2 separate regions of the Homo sapiens genome follow, and region 1 is linked to region 2. Evidence: read pairs that join two places in POLR2A ChIA-PET (ENCODE). Cell type or tissue: K562. All regions are shown on one strand. Each heading gives the region's core, and the rest is flanking DNA. Links, peaks and the distances in the headings are about the cores only.

Region 1 (4,771 bases), core at 772-4,771, 180 kb after region 2:
AGTGCTCAGCAAAGGGAATGGAGCCCCTGTAGAGCCTTGCGAGCCCCACTCCCAGCACCCACTGCTGCCTCCGCCCCAACTCCCAGCAGCCAAGCCTGGTGCCGGCTGAGCAGGCTAATTAATGGCTCAACCCCGTTATCAGTCAAATGCTAATTACTCTTTTTAATCTGGGCTGCCTGTGTGGAGGCTCCTGGAGGTGCAGCAGGGGCTGGGGGGTCTGGAGCTATGACCTCATCCCTCCTCAGCAAGCAGGCACACGGGCCCCAGCGAGCACTTCCTCGCCACAGCCTTCACTCTGCTGTTCCCTCTGGCAGGTGCCACCCTTCCTTGCCCTGGCAAACTCCTACTCTCCCTTCAAGACCTTGCCCATGCAGCCCCTTGGCAGGAGGCCTCCCCAGTCCCTGCCTCAGAGGACAGACAAGGCTGAACTAGGAGCTGGGAGGCTGTCAGCGGGGCTGGCCTTGGTCTCTGGAAGGGAATCTGGAGATGCTAACCCCCACATGGAGGCTGCTCGGCAGAGGAGGCCAGGGCCGGGACCAACTCCAGAGTGAGCTCGGACTGACAGGCTCCTGCACTCCCCAGACAGGGGTCTGGCCCTGGTATGCTTCCTGTAGAATAGAGTGATAAGCCTCCCTTGAATCCCACCCAGTCCTGGAGAAGAGGCCCCACTAACCTGCATGCCCTTTGCCCATGGGGCAAACTAGCACTGGATACACTGGAACTGAGGCACATTTTACACATGGGGACACTGAGACATGAGGTTAGGGAACTTGCCACCACCCTGTGTACACTGGACTCGATCCTCCTTCACCCCACTCCCACACCCAAAGAGATACACACACTGACAAACACCGCAACCCTCCCAAAACACACACGGAGCACATGCAGACACGTCTGAGACATCGCGGATCCATGTGCACAGATGCACACCCAGACGTCAGCACAGGCTTGGAGATGCCTGGTGCACCAAAGCCCGTGTGCGCACATGCACATGCATGGCCAGGGCAGGAGGCCTGGGAGCACGGAAGCTGCCCCTTCTCCTGCCCCAGGCCCCCAGGGCTTCCCGTTTACGAGACGTTATCTATTGAAAATATATTAACCCAGAAGCCTGTTTCCATCAGAGTCTCGATTCCAGGGACATTTCCAGATAAGCCTTATCTCTTCGTTTGTGCATTAGCCCTGCTGGTCGGGGGCCTGCCAATCACCGCTGCCCCTCCTGCCCCAGCCCATGGCAGGATGTCGGTCCATGACCTCACTCCATGTGGGCAGGCAGGTGAGGGGGCCCAGGGCACTGCTGCCCCATGCCCCACCCCACCCATCAGCCCACAGAGGACCCCAGAGGGCACCTCTTTTCCAAGGACACGCCTGAAGCACTGGTGGGCAAGGGACTCTGGAAGAACCTGGAGCCTGGACTCAAACTCCAGCTCTATCTGGGGCAGCTGCAGGCAGCCAAGCCCTGCCCTGCCCACACCCCTGGGAAACCGGCATGCTGCTGCCACATCACTGCTGTGGGTAGATGAGCAGATTCGGTGAGTTTACCTGTGTCGGTGGCTGCAGTGAGCTTGGCCCACTGGAACCCTCTCCTACATAAAACACGCGGGCCTGGGGTTGCCCAAGGCATCCTGGGGGACGGGGGAGCCAGGGAAGGGGACGTGCATGCCCACACCTTGGCCTCAGCCAGAAGCGGGTGCTGGCACCAGCTCCTGCCCACCGTCCCGGCTAGGCTGCACCTTCAAAGGCTGCGCGCCCTGGCCCGACCCCACTAATGGACGCTCGGGTTTCCACCGATGCCGGGCCTGATAGAGGCCTCTCCTGGGGCAGTCGGCTGGGCGTTTTCAGGCCACACAGAGCAGGTCCGCCTCATTACACACTCAGGGCGCTCAGAGGCTCCTGGGAGTCGCCCTGGGCTGCCCCTCCTCCCTTCTGTGCCTCTGTGCCTCAGTTCCTCCACCCGAGCCCCCTCCTTCCCGGGACTTTGAGGAGCACGGTCTTCAGACCAGTAGGGAGGTGAGAGGTGGGGTGGAGGTGGACGCCTGCACAGAGTTCCTGGAAAAACGGCTTATTTGGGGCTGGTGTCACTTCCTGAGGGGTTCTGGGCCTTTTGCCTCTCAGTGGGAGATGTGTGGGGCCCACCCTAGGGCCGCAGGTAATGTGGGGTCAGCAGTGTGCCTGGCAAGTCTCCCACCCCCAGGGCAGCCCTCTGGCATGGCTGCTTTTCTTCTTCCATTTTATACATGGGGACACTGAGGCATGAGGTTAGGGAACTTGCCCAAGCTCACACCGCAGGCAGGGAGAGGCCTGAATCTGTGCCCTGGTGGCGGCAGCCACATTCGCCCTGTGTGCTCATCTTTCCTCCACACCTGATCTGGCCCCAGAGCCAGCTCCCATGGCTCCCATGGAAGCTCCCATGGACAGCTTCCATGGAACCCCATGCTTGGCACAGTGGTTCCACTGGGTCACATCACCCCTCATTTAGAAAGGGACAGTGACACACCCAAGGTCACCCTGCCCATGCAGGCCAGGACCTGGGGCTGAGCTCAGAGCTTTCTGTCCCAATGTGCAGGGACTCTGAGGGGGCTGGGGAGGGAGCGGTCAGGGAGGGTGTGGCCTGGCTCCCAGCTCAGCCCCACACTGAGGAGGAGGGAGGTTTCCTCGCCTAAGAAGTGAGTCCTTGGAGCTGGGTTCGGACCCAGTGCTGGCCCTCACCAGCAGCTCCCAGATCTGTGCTGGGAGGTGACCAGCCTGGACAGCACTGGCAAGTGCTCAGAGGGGCCTCTCCTGCCCCCAGGGACTGACAGGCTGGGGGCTGTGAGCCCAGCTCGGTGCTGACTGAAGCCCTCCTGGAGGTCTGCTCCCTTCTTGGGCTGCCCTCCCCTGGGGGACCAGCAGGCTAGCAGGGAGCCTGGTGTGGGCTCAAAGCTGCTGCCAGTTTCCTGGGCGGAGTGGCCTCAGTGAAGTGGCACTGCCTTCCTGGTGAAACAGTCTGCAGGGCCAGGTAGGGTGAGGAGGCCGTGGGGCACAGCACACAGTGGGGTCGGGGCACAGCACACAGTGGGGTCAGGCCCCAGGGAGAGGGGCCACTGCAGTCCCAGGAAGTGTCTGCTCAGGCAGCGGCAGTAGAGGGGGAGTCGGCTCCTAGGCAGAGGGCTGTCCTGATTCACAGTGCAGACAAGCCGCCCTGGCACCCGCAGCCTGCAGCAGCCGCGGAGGCCACGCTCACCGGGGCCACACTCTCTCTCACGTTCCTCCAGGGCCAATCCCCTCAGGGGACTGAACTGGGAACCCCACTTCCCCATGGCTCTCAGCTGTTGCCCTTGACTGCTGCTCCAGCCCTGCTGCCTGGGTCTGGGCCAAGGTTGACGAAGGGTGGCTGGGCCAGTCGCCATCGCTGGTATCCTTGCAGCTCGGGGGCTTTGCTCTGCTGTTGGTGTATTTAATTAACTGCCTGTTCCCCACCCACCACGTGCACACGGGACACACACACACACACACACACACGGCTCTGGGGCTTAACAGGCCCAAGTCATTTGATCGAAACCTGCCCCTGTTAATATTTTTAATGCCATTTGCAAATTAAAGCATAATGCACCGATTACTGGGATAAAAGGGAGGCCTCTGCGTCTGTCTGGAGACCAAATAAAGGAACGTTTGAACATCTGTTCATCCTGCAAATGTCTCTAAAAGCTTTGATTTCCCCTCAGTCTGTTGACTCCACCATTCACCCCTTCCTGAGTATCCCACAGCCTGGGGCTACAAGGCAGGGTGGTCTGTGGGTGCAGGGGATGGCAGATGGCTCTGCAGGGTGCCCTCACCATGCTAGCCTCCACTTTCTGGGAAGTATGTGGTTCTCAAACTTGAGGGCAGGGGCTGAGGGACTCCTCGTGTTGGGGTGGAGGAACAAGCCTCCACCTGCTCTGCCTGATGCTCTGGCCAGGCACCCTGCTATTCCCCAACTTCCCTGTGGGTACCTTCCCTGGACCCAGCTGCCCAGAGAATCCCCATTCTCCCTGAAGGCCCAGAGCGCCCCAGGAGCCACCTAGTGGGGTTGAGAAGCGCAGACACTCTGCAGACTCCCACAGCCTACAGACTCTGAGTTTGGGTCCCTTCCCTGGCCCCGACCTGGGCAGGAACTCTTGGGATTTCTGAGATTCCCCTTGGAACACAGCTGGGGAGGGCGGCGGACCTAGTGAAGTCACAGAGAGAGAGACACCAGTAGAGTGGGCTGGGGCCACGGGACATTTATTTGTAGCCATCAAGTGCCTGCCCACCTGGGGGAGGGTTGAGACTGGCCTGCAGGTGGCCAACAGATGGGGCAGTGGAAGATACTGGCTACCAGCCCTCTGCCCATGGCCCTTTCCTAGTTGGGCTGGGGGCTGTCCTGGGTGGGAGTGTGCAGGGGCTGGAGGAGAGACCCTCCTGGCCCCAGCAACCCATCCCCCTCAGCTCCTCACCAGGGCTCAGCACCAAGCTTGGGGGTGGGGGCTGCTGCTGCAGGACTGCAGGGAGAGACTGGGAGAGGCTGAGGCGTGGCTGGTTGGGATTTGGCACAGCAGCCTGGACTGGGCTGGGCAAGGAGGCCCTGGGGGAGGTCACCGGACACTCAGGGAGACTGAACCATGCGCTTGTGGGTGTCGAAGACATAACGCTTGAAAGTCAGGCTGAGCACCACATGCTGTGAGGGCTCGCTCCGCTCGGCGCTCTCCTCCTGCCTGGTGGCCTCCCCACGGCCAGCCCGGGCCCGCTTCTTGAGGGCGGGTGTCAGGATCTTCTT
Region 2 (6,028 bases), core at 1,075-5,074:
GTATGTGTGTGTGTGCACGTGTGCACTGTGTATTTAGTTCTCTGCAATTCTATCACCTGTGCTGCTGTGCATATCCCACTGCAGTGAGATTACCAGCACTTCCCACACCACAGCCTCCCTCCTGTTGCCCTTGCCCATGAAACCTCAGCGCTGGGCTCCATGCTGGAGCTGCTCACACCAGCCTCTTTATGTGAGCTTTATAGCAGACCTGGAGGTTGGCACAGCTGCCCCATCGTGGGTTAGTTTGCCACCATTGTGCTGCCTGTCAGGGATGGCTAGGACAGGAGGAGCCAGTACCATCTCAGGACCATGTGACAGCCACCAGGCCTTTCCTTTTACCTTCACCATTTCTGTATTACTATTATTAGAACAGTAATACATGCTTCTTAAAAAAAATTAAAGATGACAGAAGAGGTAAAAAGTGAAAGATCTGTGTTTTTCCATCTTCCCCAGCAGGGTCCTCTGTTTGTTAGTGTAGTCTTCAAGACTTTTTCTATATATTTACAAGTATATATGTGAATATCCTATTATCTCTTCCTGTTTTTTTTAAACACATTGAAGTGCACTAGACACACTGTTATTCACTCACTTTTCATTGAATCACAAATCCTGTACATCTTTCCATGTCTCTACGTAGAGATCTTTTTCATTCCTTTCCTTTTAAAATTTAAATCTATGTTAAAAGACTTCTGTTGAATTCATGGGATTTAATATTCACAAGGCACAAAAGAGCATGCAGTGCAAGCCCCCTCCTCCCGTGGCCTGACCCCGCCCTCAGTTATGTTCTGTAGAGACAAGTATTGTCAGTTCCTTGTGGATTCTTCCAGAGAGAGGTTTTGCATACACAAGCAGATACATAGATACATCCTCCCCTTCCTTCTCATGCCCAGGGTTCTGCACCTTGGTTTCTTTTCATGGGATAGTGTTTCTTGGAGACCCATTGGTAAGCGTTTCCTCCCTCTTTTAAATTTAATTTAATTTTTTTTGAGATGGAGTCTCGCTCTGTCACCTAGGATGGAGTGCAGTGGCGCGATCTCGGCTCACTGCAACCTCCGCCTCCCAGGTTCAAGCGATTCTCTTGCCTCAGACTCTGGAGTAGCTAGGACTACAGGCATGCACCACCGCACTGGCTAATTTTTGTATTTTTAGTAGAGATGGGGTTTCACTATGGCCGCCAGGCTGGTCTTGAACTCCCGACCTCAAGTAATCCACCTATCTCAGCCCCCCAAAGTGCTGGGATTACAGGCATGAGCCACCGCACCCAGCTTCCTCCCTCTTTTTTTTTTTTTTTTTTTTTTTACAGCTGTGTAGTGTTCCATTGTAAGTGTGTATCGTAGATTATTTAAGCCGTCCCTCATTTATGCACATTTGGGCTGATTCCAGTTTTTTTTTTTTTTATTGTGTGTGCTCCAGGAGACAGAATCTTTCATGGTGGAATTCCAGACACAGAGGAAGTATTTGGGATCAGGGGCTTCCGGGTGCTCTTAGGAGCACCTGTGTCCACCTCAAGGTCAGGAGTCCTTAAGACAGAAGGAGTCCTTGCCTGGTTGTCACAGGGCAGACCCTGTGCATGTGTGTGTCAGCGTGCTTCCTTCCGGTGGCACCACAGGCCTCCTTGTGACATCTGCAGGTTGGTGACTCAGAATGCTGTTCAACATTGATCTCTGCCCTCACTTTTTCCTCTTCTCTTCTCCCTACACCCTTCCATCTGACCAACGGTGCCCAGTGTGACCTCCAGTGAAGATCTCTTGGCTTTAATAAGCCAAAAAGGTGGTCTTGAGCCAGGACAGTTAAAGTTTAGGTTCCTTATTTGGTTTATTTGTAGATAGATGGGGAGCTGAGAAGTCTGGCTAAGATTTTCACTTTGCGATCTTACAGTCAGGGCACAGTGACAGCTCCTGCTCTTCCTGGGGCAGTGCAGATAGAGCTGTAGTTCTGCTTTGACAGTTGATGAATTTTTGTGAAACTGGCAACAACTCAGGCCCAAAGAGACATTTGCAGGTTGGGCTCCTGCCTGGTTTTATGTTTACCTCCTTGATTATTTCTGGTGTGTGGGTTTTGAAAAGGGAAATCACATGCAAACAATCTCATGGATGTATCCTTAAAACGGCTCCTTTTGTCAAGTCAGGAATTTTTTTTTTGAGATGGAGTCTCACTGTGTCACCCAGGCTGGAGTGCAGTGGCGCTATCTTGGCTCACTGCAACCTCTGTCACCTGGGTTCTAGCGATTCGCCTGCCTCAGCCTCCCCGAGTAGCTGGGATTACAGGAGTGTGCCACCACGCCTGGCTAATTTTTGTAGTATTAGTAGAGATGGGGTTTCACCATGTTGTTCAGGCTGGTCTTGAACTCCTGACCTCATGATCCACCTGCCTCGGCCTCCCAAAGTGCTGGGATTACAGGCATGAGCCACTGTGCCCGGCCAAGTCATGAAATGTTTAAGTGAAGGTTCTCTCTGGAACGTGACTTCCCCACGTTGGGCCCTAGGAATGGCTTAAAGTTGGATTGTAGATTCAAAAGGTCTTGATTTTCCAGGATGTGTGGCATAGGTGAGCATAATGAAACCTGACATTCCCATTTGACCGCTGGCCCTCTTAGGACCTGACTGTCCTAAGTGCCAGGAACAGCAGCATGTCCCACTTGGTGTTCCTTTGAGGGCTGGGCTGTAGGAGCAGCTTAAGAGGGACCCCTAGTGACTGCATGGAGCGGTGTCGCCTCCGCACCCTAGGCCAGGCTGGCTCTAGCATCTGCCTGTCCTGGCAAAGGAAGGTCCTTGGGGCTTGGGCCCACAGGACTTGCCAGCAGTGTCACCCTTGCCTCCGGGACAACGGCTTCACGTGGTCTCCTCTTCCTAACGGGGCTCCCTTTCCCAGGTAAGCTTTCTCCAACAGCCTCAGCTTCCTACACCCCTAAACTCCCCTTCCTCACACTTAGCTTTTCCTCAGGGGGCCCGACTTTCCCCTCTGCAACTTCTCCACAGTGGGAGGAGCCTCCATGCAGGTTCTGGCCCCAGCCTCCCTTCTATTGAGGTCCATCTTTTTCCTTCACAGGCCCCATCTCTCTCCTTGGGGACCGTGGGGCACAGGACAGTGGAGGCCTGATCCCTATTGCATGTGGTGAATCTTAACTCAAGCCTTCAACATCCTCCTTGAAAGAGGGGGATATCAAGAGAATGAAAACATGGGCCACACAATGAGGGGAAATATTTGCAAAAGACATAGTCGATAAAGAACTATTATCCAAAATATACCAAGAATGCTTAAGACAACCATAAGAAAACAGGTAGGTGCTCTAGCTCACACCTATAATCCCAGCACTTTGGGAGGCCGAGGTGGGAGGATTGCTTGAGCCATGAGCTCAAGACCAGCCTGGGCAACATGGCGAGACCTTGTCTCTTCAAAAAATACAAAAATTAATTGGCATGGTAGTGCACACCTGTAGTTCCAGCTACTCAGGAGGCTGAGGTGAGAGGATTGCTTGAGCCTGAGATATTGAGGCTGCAGTGAGCCATAAGTGTACCACTGCACTCTAGCCTGGGTGACAGAGTGAGACACTGTCTCAAAAGAAAAAAAAAAGAAACCAAATAACCAAATTTAAAAATGGGCGAAAGATCTGAACAGACACATCAACAAAGAAGATACACAGATGATGGCAAAGTGCATAGGAAAATATGTTCAACATCATATGCCATCAGGGAAATGCAAATTAAGACAACAATGAGATACTACCACACACCTATAAGAATGGCCCAAATCCAGAACATTGACAACACCAAATGCTGGCAAGGATGTGGAGCAACAGGAACTCTCATTCATTGCTGTGGGAATGCAAAATGGCACAGCTACTTCAGAAGACGGTTTGGCAGTTTCTTACAAAACTAAAACATACCCTTACCATACAATCCGGCAATCACACTCTTTGGTATTTACCCAAATGAATTGAAAATTTATGTTCACACAAAAACCTGCATGCAAATGTTTAGAGCAGTTTTATTCATAATGCCAAAACTTGAAAGCAACTAAGATGTCCTTCAGTAGGTGAATGGATAAACTGGAATGCATCCAGACAATGAAATATCATTCAGTGCTAAAAAGAAATGAGCTATCTCAACCATGAAAAGTCATGGAGGAAGAATGCCTGTTACTAAGTGAATCTGAAAAGGTTACATGCTAGATGATTCCAATTCTATGACATTCTGGAAAAGGCAAAACTATGGAGACAGCAAAAGGATTAGTGGTTGCCAGGGGCTGGAAGGGGATGGTGGGGATAATGGATGAATAGACAGAATATGGGGGAGTTTTTAGGGCAGTGATAACATTCTATGTGATTCTACAATGGTGATTATGTGCCATTATACATTTGCCCAAGCCCATAGAATGCACAATACCAAGAGTGAGCCCTCATGGGAGTGAGGGACACTGGGTGGTGATGATGGGTCCAGGCAGGTTCATTGATTGTGCTAAATGCACCACTCTGGTGGGGATGGTGATAGTGTGTATGTGGGGGGACTGGGCATGTGTGGGGGCAGGGGGCACATGGGAACTCTGTACTTTCTGCTCAATTTTACTATGAAACTCAAACTGCTCTAAAAAATAAAGTTTATTTTAAAAACTGAAAATGAAAATGAAACAAAAGAATTTGAACATACAATCAAAGAGATTCGCTAACAGAGCTGAAAGAAGGGCATTTCTCATTCAGCGTAAATTCATGCTTCACTACTGTTCTCACTCCTTATAGTGACTCCAGATTAATATATACACATGTTTATAGATCTTCTAATGATCTGGGTGAGTATAATTACATTGCAATATTTTTTTTTTCCTCATAACAGCTTTAAGGTGTTAAACAGAAACACTTAAAACATCCTGTAATTTGGGATTTAGAAATTTTTAAATATTCTGCTGGGCATGGTGGTGGCTCATGCCTGTAATCCCAGTACTTTGGGAGGCCAAGGCGGGCAGATCACCTGATGTTAGGAGTTCGAGACCAGCCTGGCCAACCTGGTGAAACCCCATCTCTACTAAAAATACAAAAATTAACCAGATGCAGTGGCAGGCACCTGTAGTCCCAGCTACTTGGGAGGCTGAGGCAGGAGAATCACTTGAACCCAGGAGGTGGAGGTTGCAGTGAGCTGAGATCGCGCCACTGCACTCCAGCCTGGGCAACGAGAGCAAAACTTTGTCTCAAAAAAAATTTTTTTTTTTTTAATATTCTGGTGGGCCCCACAAATGGAAGTAGTTATGGCCCCTCTCCAGTGTGAAGGGCCCCACCCTCAGTCCCTTTCACAGGCCAGAGATGTCTCACCCCTCAGGCCCTTCTTCACTCCTCACGTGGTCTCCTACTCAATCCCGAGGTGGGACTCCCTCCTGTCATTCCCCATGGTGACACTTCACGTTGCTTCACCTCAACTCAGCTGGCTCTGTTGGCCCTGAGGCCCCCTGCAGAGCCCCAGCCGGTGTGCAGGGCTTCCTCCTCAGGCACTCCAGGAAGCCCTGGAGTTTCTTTCGTGCAGCTTCTCTGTCACCCCCTACGACAGCTCACAGGTCTGAGCTCGCCAAGCCGGGGGAGGCAAATGAGCAGATCTGGGCTATTCCAACTCGAGCACTCCTGATGTCACTGTGAACCTAGGTTTGTGGCATGAGAGAAAGCAGATACACCACGTGAGATGCAAAAGGTTAAATTAAAAATCCCAGGGTAGTGAATGTGATTGTCTTGTTTTTTTTTTTTTGAGACGGAGTCTTGCTCTGTCACCCAGGCTGGAGTGCAGTGGCACAATCTCGGCTCACTGAGGCCTCCGCCTCTTGGGGTCAAGCAATTCTCCTGTCTCAGCCTCCCGAGTAGCTGGGACTACAGGCGTTGCCATCACACCTAGCTAATTTTTGTATTTTTAGTAGAGACGGGGTTTCGCCACGTTGGCCAGGCTGGTCTCGAACTCCTGACCTCAGGTGATCCACATGCCTCGGCCTCCCAAAGTGCTGGGATTACAGGCGTGAGCCACTGTGCCTGGCTGAACTTGTGTATTTTGTGCTA

The links. ChIA-PET counts read pairs that join two places held together with the same protein. Peaks named below come from ENCODE experiments on the same cell type or tissue, not always from the same donor. Only the 100,000 strongest peaks of a DNase experiment are listed, where the experiment ranks them.
Region 1: POLR2A ChIA-PET joins it to region 2 with 6 read pairs; 5 of 35 experiments call an interaction of 5 or more read pairs at or near these places.

The regions. Positions count from the first base shown.
Region 1 is chr3:128,408,089-128,412,859 of GRCh38, reverse strand. EEFSEC (eukaryotic elongation factor, selenocysteine-tRNA specific) reads right to left here. Exons shown (of 7, transcript NM_021937.5): 7 at 4,214-4,771. The coding sequence ends at 4,601. Among named protein-coding and RNA genes, the nearest start is that of DNAJB8-AS1, 53 kb to the left of the region's middle. RefSeq lists enhancers at 1-17, 2,915-3,563, 4,745-4,771 and cis regulatory regions at 1-339, 1,073-1,258. In K562, for the core only: a CTCF peak has its summit at 4,033 (motif pointing left); DNase peaks (open chromatin) are centred at 1,949, 2,599 and 4,039; H3K4me3 peaks cover 1,869 bases.
Region 2 is chr3:128,587,793-128,593,820 of GRCh38, reverse strand. LOC124909430 (a long non-coding RNA gene) reads left to right here and starts at 1,301. Exons shown (of 2, transcript XR_007096077.1): 1 at 1,301-1,630; 2 at 3,049-4,616. RefSeq lists enhancers at 1,521-1,815, 2,784-3,284. In K562, for the core only: a CTCF peak has its summit at 2,692; a DNase peak (open chromatin) is centred at 2,700.